Linked DNA regions of Homo sapiens: all the other regions are linked to region 1. Evidence: chromatin contacts called from ENCODE Hi-C or POLR2A ChIA-PET data. All regions are on one chromosome and are shown on one strand. The core of a region is the stretch at or near the end of the contact, and the rest is flanking DNA. Distances in the headings are between cores, read along the strand shown. Region 1 holds the start of DDX60L (DExD/H-box 60 like). Region 2 overlaps LOC105377527 (a long non-coding RNA gene). Region 3 holds the start of SH3RF1 (SH3 domain containing ring finger 1).

What was found. Hi-C counts contacts between places; a loop is a spot of excess contacts on that map. ChIA-PET counts read pairs that join two places held with the same protein, here RNA polymerase II (POLR2A). Pooled maps may share reads with other maps.
Region 2: POLR2A ChIA-PET joins it to region 1 with 11 read pairs in Panc1. The contact joins the enhancer-like site here to the promoter of DDX60L in region 1. A Hi-C loop is called at or near these places in 1 of 168 maps with a recorded cell type or tissue (PC-9). POLR2A ChIA-PET finds 5 or more read pairs at or near these places in 3 of 52 experiments (A549, Panc1 and activated CD4-positive, alpha-beta T cell).
Region 3: a map of ascending aorta shows a loop between it and region 1 (2.8-fold over the local background). The contact joins the promoter of SH3RF1 here to the promoter of DDX60L in region 1. A Hi-C loop is called at or near these places in 1 of 168 maps with a recorded cell type or tissue (ascending aorta), 1 of 37 single-sample maps with no recorded cell type and 8 of 50 pooled maps. POLR2A ChIA-PET finds 5 or more read pairs at or near these places in 1 of 52 experiments (Caco-2).

The regions. Positions count from the first base shown.
Region 1 is chr4:168,478,358-168,482,674 of GRCh38, forward strand. DDX60L (DExD/H-box 60 like) reads right to left here and starts at 2,135. Exons shown (of 38, transcript NM_001012967.3): 1 at 2,020-2,135. RefSeq lists an enhancer at 2,154-2,393.
Region 2 is chr4:169,060,283-169,064,410 of GRCh38, forward strand. It overlaps LOC105377527 (a long non-coding RNA gene), which reads right to left. Exons shown (of 5, transcript XR_939429.3): 4 at 1,139-1,297. Among named protein-coding and RNA genes, the nearest start is that of CBR4-DT, 52 kb to the left of the region's middle. Within about 2 kb of position 2,394, at least 16 of the 41 ENCODE cell types and tissues checked have a DNase peak (open chromatin) inside an H3K27ac peak, as active enhancers do.
Region 3 is chr4:169,268,968-169,273,517 of GRCh38, forward strand. It overlaps SH3RF1 (SH3 domain containing ring finger 1), which reads right to left and starts at 1,989. Exons shown (of 12, transcript NM_020870.4): 1 at 1,892-1,989; 2 at 1-340. The coding sequence starts at 245. RefSeq lists silencers at 1,210-1,429, 1,670-2,429, 2,470-2,619.

The sequences.
Region 1 (4,317 bases), core at 885-3,384:
TAGGATGAAAATAGAAACTCTCTGGGTGTAATTAACGGCATAGGGAACTAACTAGAGCATAAGAAGCTGGATACATTTCTTAGAGAATTGTATTTCCAAATAAACTATGAGCTGCCTTAAAAATGGTTACATCAGTAAAACAAGCAGCAGGTTATAAAAAAGGGTGATATCAGTAAATCAACCAGCAGGTCTCCATACTTACAAAGCAGAAAATGAGCCTGCAGCAGGGAAAACCACAGAGATTTCCACCCACATCAACATAGCCGTGGATGATAATTAACATGGGTATTTTATTAAAAGCCATAAAGCTAATCCTGAGAAGAATTTTTAAAAATATATAATTCATATTAGAAGTATTTCTTTCACAGGGAGTCGTCGGAGTCTGTCTAAAGTAGATAAAACAAAAGACTGATTTGTAAGCATATAATTTATAAGCAACCAAGAAAGAAATGTATATCTTTGGAGTGGTAACGCCTCAGGAGAACTAAAACTGTGAGACTAAGTATGAAGGGGAAAGTAGTAGAGAAGGGCATTTAATTTTTGTTTTATGTCTTTCTCTTCTGCTTCAAATAAAACTGATCAATTATGACCCAGCATACCATGGGGTATCATACAGCAATTACTAAGTAAGACTGACAGGTACCAATAAATCATGAACCAAGAAAAGCATACCAGTATGACAGCCAAAATATCTTTTAAAGTGTATGGATCTAGAGATAGACAGATGATGGATCGATGGATGGACGGATGGTTGGATGGCTGGATGATGGATGGATGGATGGATGGATGGATGGATGGATGGATGGATAGAGAGATAGGAGCTATAGACAAAAACTTGTCTCTTTGTAGAGTATCAGGAAGGATTCACACTAAACTATCCCCAATATCTTTGGGATAGAAGGCGAAGAGCCTTGGAAGCATAACTCACCCTCATTTATTTTAGTACCCTCAACTCTCAGCACCTGAGTTCCACCAAACTTCAAACTGCAAATCTTAGATTGAATGGTATGTTACTGTTTTCAGGAGAACACTCGAAATCATGAAGGTCTGTATGTCGTTGATGTTATGGTTTGGACTTCTTATTGTGTCTTTAAAGGACTTGCTTCTGTTTGGTTCTGACCGCTTTTTCTAGCAGTCATTAGGAGCTTTCATAATCCTTAAGGCCCCATCACGGATGATGTCAGCTTCTTTGATTATGGAAAACCTTGAGAAGTTTATTATAAATTTATCAATGTAACTTTGTAAACAAAAGAGAAGCGGGAAAAAAGAACAAAGTACCTTTCCAGAGAAATAGTAAAACCTTATTTCCGCTATTAAGAGCTTAAATCCGGCCGGGCGCGGTGGCTCACGCCTGTAATCCCAGCACTTTGGGCGGCCTAGGCGGGCGGGTCACGAGGTCAGGAGATCGAGACCATCCTGGCCTAACATGGTGAAACCCCGTCTCTACTAAAAATAAAAAATAAAAAATAAAAAAAAATTAGCCGGGCGTGGTGGCGGGTGCCTGTAGTCCCAGCTACTCGGGAGGTTGAGGCAGGAGAATAGCGTGAACCCGGAAGGTGGAGGTTGCAGTGAGCAGAGATAACGCCACTGCACTCCAGCCTGGGCGACAGAGCGAGACTGACTCAAAAAAAAAAAAAAAAAAAAAGCTTAAATACAAGACGGAAAAAAGGGAAGCGGCTTGCTGCCTGTCAATGTCCAGGTTCGAATGGCTGTGCTCAGATGTGGTGACCCTTACTTTCTCCTCAGCACCCCAGATCCCCAGGCCCCCTCGGGTGCAGAGGACCCGTTAAATGCCTGAGCACTCTCCTCTCTCACGGTGGTTGTCCCTCTTCCCTACCTCTCCGCGAAGCTGCCGCCCGAGCCCAGTGGGCGCCCCAGCTTCCCTCGCCCGGCGCGCACGAAGCCACCAGGCCACCTCCCCGCCCGGTCCATCTGGATGTTGAAGGAATCCTAGAACCCCCGCGGGACAGCTCCGCTCCAGGGTCCCTAGCGACACCCGACGTCACCCGCAATCCTCACCCCGGCCGCCGAACCTGCTAGGTCCAAAGAGCTTCGGAGCTGCACGCCCCGCGGGGAGGAGGTGGAGCAGAGGAGACCGAGCGCAGAGCCTGGCGTCGGACTGGGCGCTCTGAGCCACACAGCAGCCAGCGCCTGAGTTTTTATCTAGGGAGTTAGTTTCGGTTTCTTTTCTCCACCGCGAGGCCTTTTCGATTTCCGCAGTTTTCTGGAGGTAGAATATAGGTCTGCATTGGTTTACTCTGAGAATCTTAGGGAAGTAATAGTAGAAGCGATGATATGCTATCTGGGACATGCATGTAATTGTAAAGGGAAAGAAAGCAGAGAAATCTGGGACTCTAAACAAGGAATTGAGGCTGAGAGTAAATGCAGCACGCTAAGCACTATGAAAGTCTGCGGTGAGGTGTGGCGTTTTTCTTTTCTGGCAAGGTACTGGACAGGCAAAAATGGAGTAAAAAAGGATTAGGGGCTTTGAGTTTCTGTCCTAAGAAGTTCATTTTATGAAAAATTTCCAATAGTATAACTGTCCAGTGTGAACATTTGAAAGACCAATCATCTATCACAGAGAATTTAAATTGAGAAGAAGAATGCTCTTTAGTTTTGTCATCAAGCTCATTAATGTTTGAAATTCGAGTTTCAACCCCAGCCCATCATGGTCTTTAGTGCTCCAGACGCTTAATTCCATGACGTTATGCATGTGCAGAATATATTGAGATTCAAGGTGGTGGTGAGGGTGCCCCAGTAACGGCATGGGGTAATAAATGGAGAGAAATCGAAACCGGAAGTTCTGTCTTCAAGAAAAGGAAAGGGTGGAAGTGACTTGTTCACAATAGAAAGAGCCCAGAAGAACAAAGTTTTTTCTCAGACTCTGGAATATAAAGTGGCTTCGAAAAGGAGGTGAAAACATTGCTCACTTCTGTCAGGATTTTTCTTTAATTTTATGTTTGGTTGAAAATAGTTATGATTCTCTTTCTCAATGAGGATGACATTGAGAAAGAACCTGAAATGACTCATGATTAAGTCATGAGTTCATCTCAGATGAATTCCTCTCTAGCATCTGATACTGGACCTTTGTATCATAAGAATGCATTTGCTAGCAGCAGAAAATTGGGCTTTGCTGTAAAAGCATTCATTGAGCTTTTTATGTGCCAGGCAATAGGCTAAGCCCTTAACATGTATTATCACATTAAATCTCACAGAAATCCCATGAGCAACTTTACTGTTGCTATTTTATGGATGAGGTAAATAAGGCTTAGAGAATTCAATTACTTGTCGATGACCCTACAGGTAGTTAATGGTAGCCAAGACTTCAAAATTTAATTCCAAAGATAATATCTACAATATTCTCTGTATATATTATCTCATTCCAGTTCTTTTAAATACTACAGTGTCATTATTCCTCCCCCAAAGCACATACAATTTAATGGGGATTTCCTCTTTTGGTTGTAGAAGTGGGCCCTACATGTTCTTAATATAATTGACTGTCTGCTGTTGTTTTTCTCTCTTAAAGATATAGATGTATCAGGTGGGGATTCCCTAGATGTTAACTCCACACATCCCACTTCCCACCGCAAAGTATATGTACAATGCACATAAGCAGACTCTACTCCAAATCAATATCCAGTTCTCTTCCACTTTAATAATATGTTACCATAACTCCAGCCTGGACATTATCCAGAAACTTGAAAATCATAAACTCCATTTCCACTTTTTAGAGACTTCCCCCTTGCCTCAATCTCTCAGTCTCCTTAGGAGCCCCACTCTTTCACCTCCCCAGGATCAACTCTGTGAACAGGCACTGAACCTTCCTCTCACTAACATTCTCAACTGCTTCATCCACTCTCTTTCCTCTGCACCTTCACTGCAACTTGATCACCTCAATCTAGTAAACCATTTTTTGCCCTTACCAGGACATTGAAGGAAATTGTCTAATATTTTTCACCTCAGATTTACTGTTTATGACTATAGGTTCCTGATCTTTTTTACAGTGGCCCTTAAAACCCTACAGCATCTTGCTGTTCTCTTCAAGTCCACTAAGAATATATCTGTTTTAAAGAGACTCCTTTTAACTGTCTGACACCTCCATCTAGTCCAAGAAGCCCATGACATGCTCCACATACAATATAACCACTCCCTTTTGAGTTGGTTACCTCCAGCTTCCTCAGGAATCTCACTCCATTCCTATATTGTTAACCTCTCTCTATTTACAGCTGTGGTAGACTGAATAATGGTCTCCCAAAGACATCTATGTCCTAATCCTTGTACCTATAAATATGTCATCTTCTGTTGCAAAAAGAACTT
Region 2 (4,128 bases), core at 1,144-3,643, 580 kb after region 1:
GGATGAGTGATCAGAGATTTTTAAAGCCACGCTGACTCTTGCCCTCATTTTTAGCTTCCTGGGACCACTGGACTCAGTGCCTCCTGGGGTCTTGGGCTCCAAAGAACATCACTGAGTCGTGTTTCTAATTAAGGAACGCTGGAGAATTCCCCACACATCTCCACTCTTCCAGGAACTCACGTCTACCCCTCTCCCCGTGTATTTTTCTTCACAGACAACTCAGAAGAACACACGGGTTCTCCTATTCTCTATGGCCCAGTCTGTGTCCAGCATGGCAGGCAAAAAGGCCTGGAATCTCATGTTGTTGTGACTGGAGCCTGTTGCTGGCACAAAATCAACTATACAGATCTATGTTGATCATCAAGACAAACAGAACTATCTTCTCGGTGATGTTGTTGCTTTTTTTGTGGGGGGATAGAAACAGTGCAAGTCAGGCCTGGCTGTCTGTGTAGCAGAAGAGGAAATGGGTTCCCTCTGAACAAATTTTTTTTAAAAACTTTCTGTCCAGGCACAGTGCCTCATGCCTGTAATCTCAGCACTTTGGGAGGCCAAGGCAGGCAGATCACCTGAGGTCAGGAGTTCAGCCTGGCCAACATAGCAAAACCCTGTCTCCACTAAAAATACAGAAATTAGCTGGGCGTGGTGCCACAGGCCTGTAATCCCAGCTATTCCGGAGGCTGAGGCACTAGGATTGCTTGAACCCAGGAGGCAGAGGTTGCAGTGAGCCAAGACCACGCCTGTCTCAAAAAAAAAAATTAAACATTAAAAAGATTAACTTTTTAATGTTTAATTTTTGTGGGTACATAGTAGGTGTATATATTTATGGGTTGCATGAGATACTCTGGATACAGGTATGCAATGCATAATAATCACCTCATGGAAAACGAGGTATCTGTCCCCTTAAGTATTTATTTTTTATGTTATAAACAATCCAGTTATACTCTTTTCATTATTTTTAAAAGTGCAGTTAAATTATTATTGACTATAGTCACCCTGTTGTGCTATCAAATATTAGGTCTTATTCATTCTTTCTATTTTTTTTTTTTGTACCCATTAACCATCCCCACTTCTCCCCCACCCATCTTCCCTCTGAAAAAATTCAGACAGTCTTCCTGGGTTAGTGGGGAATGGATTGTACCTCCTGCAGTGCTCCTTGAAGACAATTTGAGAGATGTGTTCTCTGCGATAAACCAAAGAATTTGAAATCTTGGGCTTGCAGGTTGAAAAATACATAGTATCCTCATGTATGTTCATTACTTAGTGTTGGATGAGGTTTCCAAAGCCATATGTACAAATTCTAGAGTTAAAAACAAAAGCTGTCAGAGTGGGGAATAACGTCATTCAACTTGGCCATGCAATTTGCCTCTTGTCCCAATAATATATGTTTTGGTAAAATAACATTTGAGGGACAAAAAGAGGATGCCAGATCTAAATTAATTTTAGAACAAAGTAATATATGCCAGGCATGGTGGCTCACGCCTATAATCCCAGCACTTTGGGAAGCCGAGGCGGGTGGATCACCTGAGGTCAGGAGTTCAAGACCAGCCTGGCCAACATGGCAAAACTCCGTCTCTACTAAAAATACAAAAATTAGCCATGCATTGTGGCAAGTGCCTGAGGGAGGCTGAGGCAGGAGAATTGCTTGAACCCAGGAGGTGGAGGTTGCAGTGAGCCGAGATCACGCCACTGCACCCCAGCCTGGGTGACAAGACACTCTGTCTCAAAACACACACACACACACACAAAAGTAATATAAAGAAGCAAACACAGGTGAAATACCCAAAGGTTATTATTTACAGATGTCTCATATTTTCAAAGCCCCCAACTTGGCAGCTGTCTTTCCCAGACCCTGTGTAGCATGTTAAAAACTGCTGATTAGGCCGGGCACAGTGGCTCACGCCTGTAATCCCAGCACTTTGGGAGGCCGAGGCAGGCGGATCACCTGAGGTCGGGAGTTCGAGACCAGCCTGACCAATATGGAGAAACCCTGTCTCTATTAAAAATACAAAAATCAGCTGCGCATGGTGGCGCATGCCTGTAATCCCAGCTAGTCGGGAGGCTGAGGTAGGAGAATTGCTTGAACCTGGGAGGCAGAGGTTGCGGTGAGCCGAGATTGCGCCATTGCACTCTAGACTAGGCAACAAGAGTGAAACTCCGTCTCAAAAAAAAGAAAAAAAACAAAACTGCTAGTTAACTCTTAGAGTGTCACAGACTTGTAAACTGCATGATTTGTTTAGTATCAAATAAAAACCAGAGCCTTTCTGATTTAAACCAACACTCCTTTCCCCAGGTTTTATCTCATTTATGTGGGGCACAGAAAGTTGCAGCCTTTCCAACATAAACCTCTGCCAGCACCAGCTCATATTAAGTAAATGTGTGGGATCAACAACGGAGCGCTGTTGACATTTTTTCAGGCCCCTCCCATGCTTGGGTCATCAGGATCCAAGCCTCTCCCTGAGCTTCCAGCTCTAAAATTATATGACTCTAGTTACTTTGGCAGCTATTCAGAGGAAAAAGAAAATAGGGAGGAAGGAGGGAAAAAAAGATAATTACTGAAGCATCGTCCCTAAAATTCTGATGGCATTGGGTAGGAAGGGTGTTTATAAAATAGTCGTGATCACAGCAGATAGACATGGCAGTGATCAGAGAAGCGTCCTTGAATAGCCCCTGATGTTCACACCTCCATACTGACATTTGTTATCATAACGGCCTTGGTGGTTAAACTGAGATGTGTTCTTAAGCAAGAGGCCCCAGGGCTGTGTGGCTTTATCTTTTCCCCTCTGAATCGCAGGGAGAAAGAGCAGTTCCACAATCAGTTCTGTGTATTTCTTATTATGTTCCTTAGCGGTTCCTAAGGTGGTCATAAAGAGAATGACTCTGTTACATAAGACAGTCACTGTTGAACCAGGATCTCCCAGGGCCTGCGTCCTTACCTAGTAGCAACCGTGAAACACATGAACTCTTCCAGGCAGAGTAAAATATACCCAAATGGGTAACGACTGTAATTCCACAGCTAAATGCTGCTTTTGCGGCATCTAAATCAATGTGCTCCCCCATCAAACTCCAGCATATGAGGGTAGAAGTGTCACTGCATTTTATTTTATTTTATTTTGTTTTATTATTTTATTATTTTTTTGAGACAGGATCTCACTCTATCACCCAGGCTGGAGTGCAGTGGCATGATCATGGCTCACTGCAGTCTTGACCTCCTGGGCTCAAAGGATCCTCCCACCTCTGCCTCCCAAATAGCTGGGACTGCAGGCTAATTTTTAAATTTTTTTGTGGAGATGGGGCCTCACAATATGGCTCAGGCTGGTCTCAAATTCCTTGGCTCAAGCAATCCTCCTGCCTTGGCCTCCCTAAGTGCTGAGATTACAGGCGTGAGTCACTGCACTCAGCTGGCATTGCATTTTAGACATTATCTAAGTGTAATCTTTGTTCACAGATGCATCAGAAAACACCGAGTTTGATCAGCCATCTGAATTAGAAACAGTAATAACAAAAATCACAACACTTTAGCATCCAAACAGTTAAGGGAGGAGAGCCGTTGTTGAATTCTCTCTTGAAACTCATCATGATGAGGCTGTACCAAGAGGGCGATGTAACTGTGGGTACCGGGGCCTGCAGAAAATCCCCCCTGGCTCCTTCTGAGCTGCCACTCAGGGCTTTATTTATCCCACCCGTATCTCTCCTTCAGAGTGACACAGTCAGCAAGTCACTGGACTGCGGACTGTGGCATCGTGGTCTTTTGTGTTGGTCTTCTCAGCAAGAACCTGATTTCTGGCTTTGCTCAGCATCCATCCTCCCACCCCATCAGCTATGGCTGTGCAGTGAAGCTAATGGGGTTGAAGCTTCAGAATCCCTCATTTGCACGGGCTCCTTCCAAGGCCCTACAAGGACCCTTAGCCGTGTGTGTGTGTGTTTATATATAAAATTTCTATAAGTAAGAAACTGCAATTTTAGGGGATTAAGATCATTTGCATTCTGCTCCAACGCCACTTGTGTTAGGGGTCCTAGAAGTGGCTGTGAGCATTTTGGGGAATTGGCTAACGGCAAGTTGAGTTAGGGGTACATTTAGTTGGACTTGGTAAAACACAGTCATCTGATTTGCAGATGTGTCTGTGCATA
Region 3 (4,550 bases), core at 739-3,238, 790 kb after region 1:
TTCCAAGGCCTCTGTTTGATGCCATCCAGAAGTCTGACCAGCAAGATGTTACTGGGAAGCTCCTCGACACCCGAGCCAACAAGAGTCCTGCACTCGGGACATCTGAGTTCATTTCGAGAACCTACGATCCCCAGCAAACATCGCTTGCAAAACGTATGCTGGCAAGGCAAGACCTTCGCAGAAGCATCAAGGCGCTCTAGACACACCGGACACTCCAAAAGATCCAACAAGGCTGATTCATCCATCTTTATCTACTTTACTGAGAAAAAATCTTCAGAAATGTTCATAGTTGTGTGCATCCCTTAAAATGACTCATGTAACATCCATTTCAGACTTTGCTCTAGAGTCATGGGGAAAAGGGGGAAAAGAGAACATGAGTGTTGTTATCTAGGGAAAAAGTTCAAAGGAGCCAAGAATCAAAAAGTACCCAAAAGTACACTATTCCCTGTCTGAATAGTGTAGCTTTGCTTTGGAATGTGGGTTCCTAAACTCCAAAGTCAACAACTGAAAACAAAACAGGCTTTCTAAACAACGCAAAATTAACCCCTAAAGATATCTAGGGATTCACTGGGCAAACACAAGGCACAGAGTATTACATAATTCCCGCAGAAGGATTTATGAAGTGCAATAAGGAACATAATTTCTTAAGCTCTGAAAGTGGTATCAGCTGCCTTAATAAAGTCTTCAACTCATAGGAGAAGCTGACAGAGGCCATTGAAAGTTTCCTCTACCTGAAATTTACTTTTATATCCAACTAAATTCCCTTTTTTAAGCCACTTTAGCGTTTAAGAAACCATGCCTCATGTAATCGCTCGTGGTAAATGATCCCAATATTAAATACATATGTTTCTTCGCTGTTATTAAAAATAGAACTGTTTAATTTTGCCCAACCAAAAAGAGCTGAAGGTTGACAATTCTAAAAGACACAGATTTGCTTGAAAGCAGCTAAAACAGAAAAGCGCCCTTCAGGGCAGTAGTTGATAAACTCTGAAACACATTTCTGAACGGCCTGTCCTAATCCCATTCAGAAAAGCTGGCAAAATTATCACCAAAAGAATTCGACAATGGAAGGTTGGACTGGAAACTGTGGGCATATGAAAATGAGGCCATTCAGGAAAAAGCAAGCCACTTACTGCGCCGCTCTCCCCCCACCGCCAAAATAAATGTAAAAGTGAATGCCCAGGAGAACGGGAGTAAAAAGATTTGGCTGGGAGCATTAACAGCTGTTCTTGACAAAGCCGGAGCGGGGGAGCCCCAGGGCTGCACCCCCGCTCCCACGGCGCCAAGCACAGGTACTCCCAAGCCCGCAGGGAGGCGCGGCGGCCGCTCGCCGCAGACACACCCCGGGGCCAGGTGTCGGCGGCACCCGGCAGGAGCCGGTCGCGGCCTGGGGCTGCGGCCCGGCCGGTCCCGGCGTGGGGATCTCACCCTACAGCCTCCCTCATCTCCGCCTCCCTTTAGCTCAGGCCGGGGACACAAATCCCTCTACACGACTGCGGGAAGTTTTCAAGGACTTAAAAATAAATGCGCAGGCTTAAGTTGCGAAACTCAGCCCCACAGAGTGCCACGGGGAAGCAGCTTTCTAGCCCAGCCAAGATAAGGCGACAGTCCCCAGAGAGACCGCGCCATCCGGGAAGCAGGGGGTGCTGGGCTGCGCCCGGGGAGACCGCGGCACGGAGCCCTGGCAGCTTCCTGCCCGGAGAAGGCAGAGGCCGCGGGCTGCTCCGCTTCCGCAGGTCCTGATTCCCGGCCCACGGGGACCCGAGGGCGAGGGGAGAGAGAGACCGACCCAGGGCGGGGATGGGGGAATGTCGAGACCACCGCCTTCTCCGCGGCTAGGGGTCCGCCGACGCTGGGTCCCCGTCGACCCCGCGCCGGCCGCGCGCCCTACCTCGCGCCTCGGCTCCTCCTCTTTGTTCGCGGCCCCGCAGCGGCTGCGGCGGCTGATGCAGATGCGGCCCCACCGCGCTCGCCGCTCGCAGTGTCTCTGACGCCGCGGCGGCACCGGGAGACTCCTCTCTGCTGCCCCCCTCACGCGCGCACACACACCACGCCGCCGCCGCCGCCTCCCACTTTCCCAGCCAAGGAGGGCGGAGGAAGAGGAGGAGGAGGCCGGGACGCAGCCGGCGCCCGGGGCGCAAGGGGGCGGCCCCGCGCCACAGCGCCTTCCCCGGGAGCGGGCGCGGCACCTCTCGGAGCCACCCGCCGCCGCGCCGGCCTCCCGCGCTGAGGTGACCTGCGCCCAGTACCCCGCCGGAGCCCGGGGGCGGGATTGGGGCGGCGGCCTGAGGGGGCGCTGCAAGAGCCTAGAGGATGGGGAGCGGGGCCCCCAGGGGACTACGAGGGGAAGGCTCGGGGACGGACGCCTTCTCCCTGAGGAGAACGCGCCTGAAAAATGGAGCCACCGGACGGGAAGGCGGCGGGAGTGGAGGCTGGGGGAAGCAGGAAGAAGCCCCGGGACAGGGTCCCGCCGCCTCCTCCTCCCCCCGGCGGGGCTGGGAGCCCTGGACGGACCCTTCCTCCCCAGGCTGGGCGAGTCGCGGCGCGGGAGGGGCTGGGTCCGCGGAGGCGGCGGGAGCAGCCCTGGCGGGAACCGATCCCGCTGCGCTTTGCGTCTGGTTGCCCACCCCGGACACTTACTTGGTAGAGTCGGAGCGAAGTGTTGCCCCTTAGGGCCGAGAGCGGCGTGGTGAATCGATGGGGACAGTGCCGCGGCCACCTGTCCGCACCCAGCCATCAGTCACCCCAGGACCCAAACCGGAGCAAGCCTGGAGGACCGCTGACCCCAAAGCCCAAGACTAGGAAAACGGTAGTACGGACTTCCAACCCAGGCTCGGGGGCTCTGTTATCCCTGCCCTAAGTGGGGAGAATTGAGTCTGACCTCAGGTGGGCTGGCACCGCAAAGCACGCTGAGAGGCGCCTCTTTTATCTGAGCCTGGGTGGCTGCCATCATCGCAGTAATCTTTGTTTTGGTTGCCCCAAGCACACACCTGTAAACCGAAGTGGAGTTTTGAAAAACATCTTGTCCATAGGTTTTGAGGTTTTTCAGTCTCGATTTAGTGGAGAAGCAAGTTAAAATTTTGTCACTGATCTAAAGTTGACATTACTATATTTGCATTTACCATCAATTTACAAAAAGTTATCCCAAATACCCCTCCTCAAAGGTGGGCAGAAACTAGGTGGTTATAAGAAGAAAGGGTTACAACAGATGATGCAAGAAATCTCTGCCCAGCCACCAACTAGGTTTATGATTTGACGAGGAGTCTCAGTTTATCCTCTAGTCTCCAGCTAGGGCCACAGCTAAACCATTCAAGACATAAGGATCACATAAGCCTGAAAAAATTATGACAGCTAACAATGATCACTCACTGTAAATCAGGCACTGTGCTGAACATTTTTCATGCATCAGTTCAATTCTCTCAGCAACCCTCTATGTCATCTTTTCTCAGCCTTGTTCTAAATAGATTCATATGCTGAGAGTCATAATGTATGAAAACCAAAAATAATAGCCCACTTCCCCTTCCATTAGAAGTGAGCAAATACATGGGCATTTGAGCTGAGAAAGACGACGGAAGGAATGAATGGAATGGAGAATTTCTAGTCCAGTTTGCAAACTGAAAGTTACTACTTAGTTCTGCATGTGGAACTGGGCAGATAGATGAAGATGAGGCTGACCAGAAGATTACAGTCAATAAACAGATAGGGATTATTTGCAGTTATTAAAACTGAAGCTCAAATAGGTTAACTTTCCCCTGGTCACACAGTAAGTAATGTTGAACCAAGACTCAGTCCCAGCTCTCTGGATTCCAAGTCCAGTTCTCTTTGCACCATTCCAAGGCCCTGTCTTTTGCACAGGACCGTCATATCCCCACCCTAGGCAAAGCAAAGCAGTGTGTCTCTTCCCAAGGGAAAGAAGAAACTGTTAATCATGTAATTACTCGAAAGCAAGGGACAGTTTTTATTGTGTTCTTATTTTGGTTTCCTATGTATTTTTAGAGAGCAGCACACAAGGTCATAGATAGAATGGTGCAGCTCTTGAAACTCCTGGCAAAAGAAAATCAATAGTCACACCCATTTTCTTTTCTTTTCTTTTTTTTTTTTTTTTTGAGACGGAGTTTCACTCTTATTGCCCAGGCTGGCACCCACCACACCCAGCTAATTTTGTATTTTTAGTAGAGACGGGGTTTCTCTATGTTGGTCAGGCTGGTCTCGAACTCCTGTGACCTCAGGTGATCTGCCCGCCTCAGCTTCCCAAAGTGCTGGGATTACAGGCGTGAGCCACGGCGCCTGGCCACACCCGTTTTCAAAGAACTGAAGACAGTGTGTCCCAAGACTGCAGTGGTCGAAGAATCTGGCATACATCTCATGAATATTATCTGGGATGTGGCTGCAGTTCTTTGAATGCCCCTGGTGCATGTTCTATAGTTTTTAGAACACAACACTTTTATTAGCTTTAGTTACTCCAGCTGTAAAGTGAAGTTTTAGGCAAGTTACTTTAACCTCCTGAGCCATTTTCTGTCAAATGGTTGAAAAAAAAAATATCTTTCTCA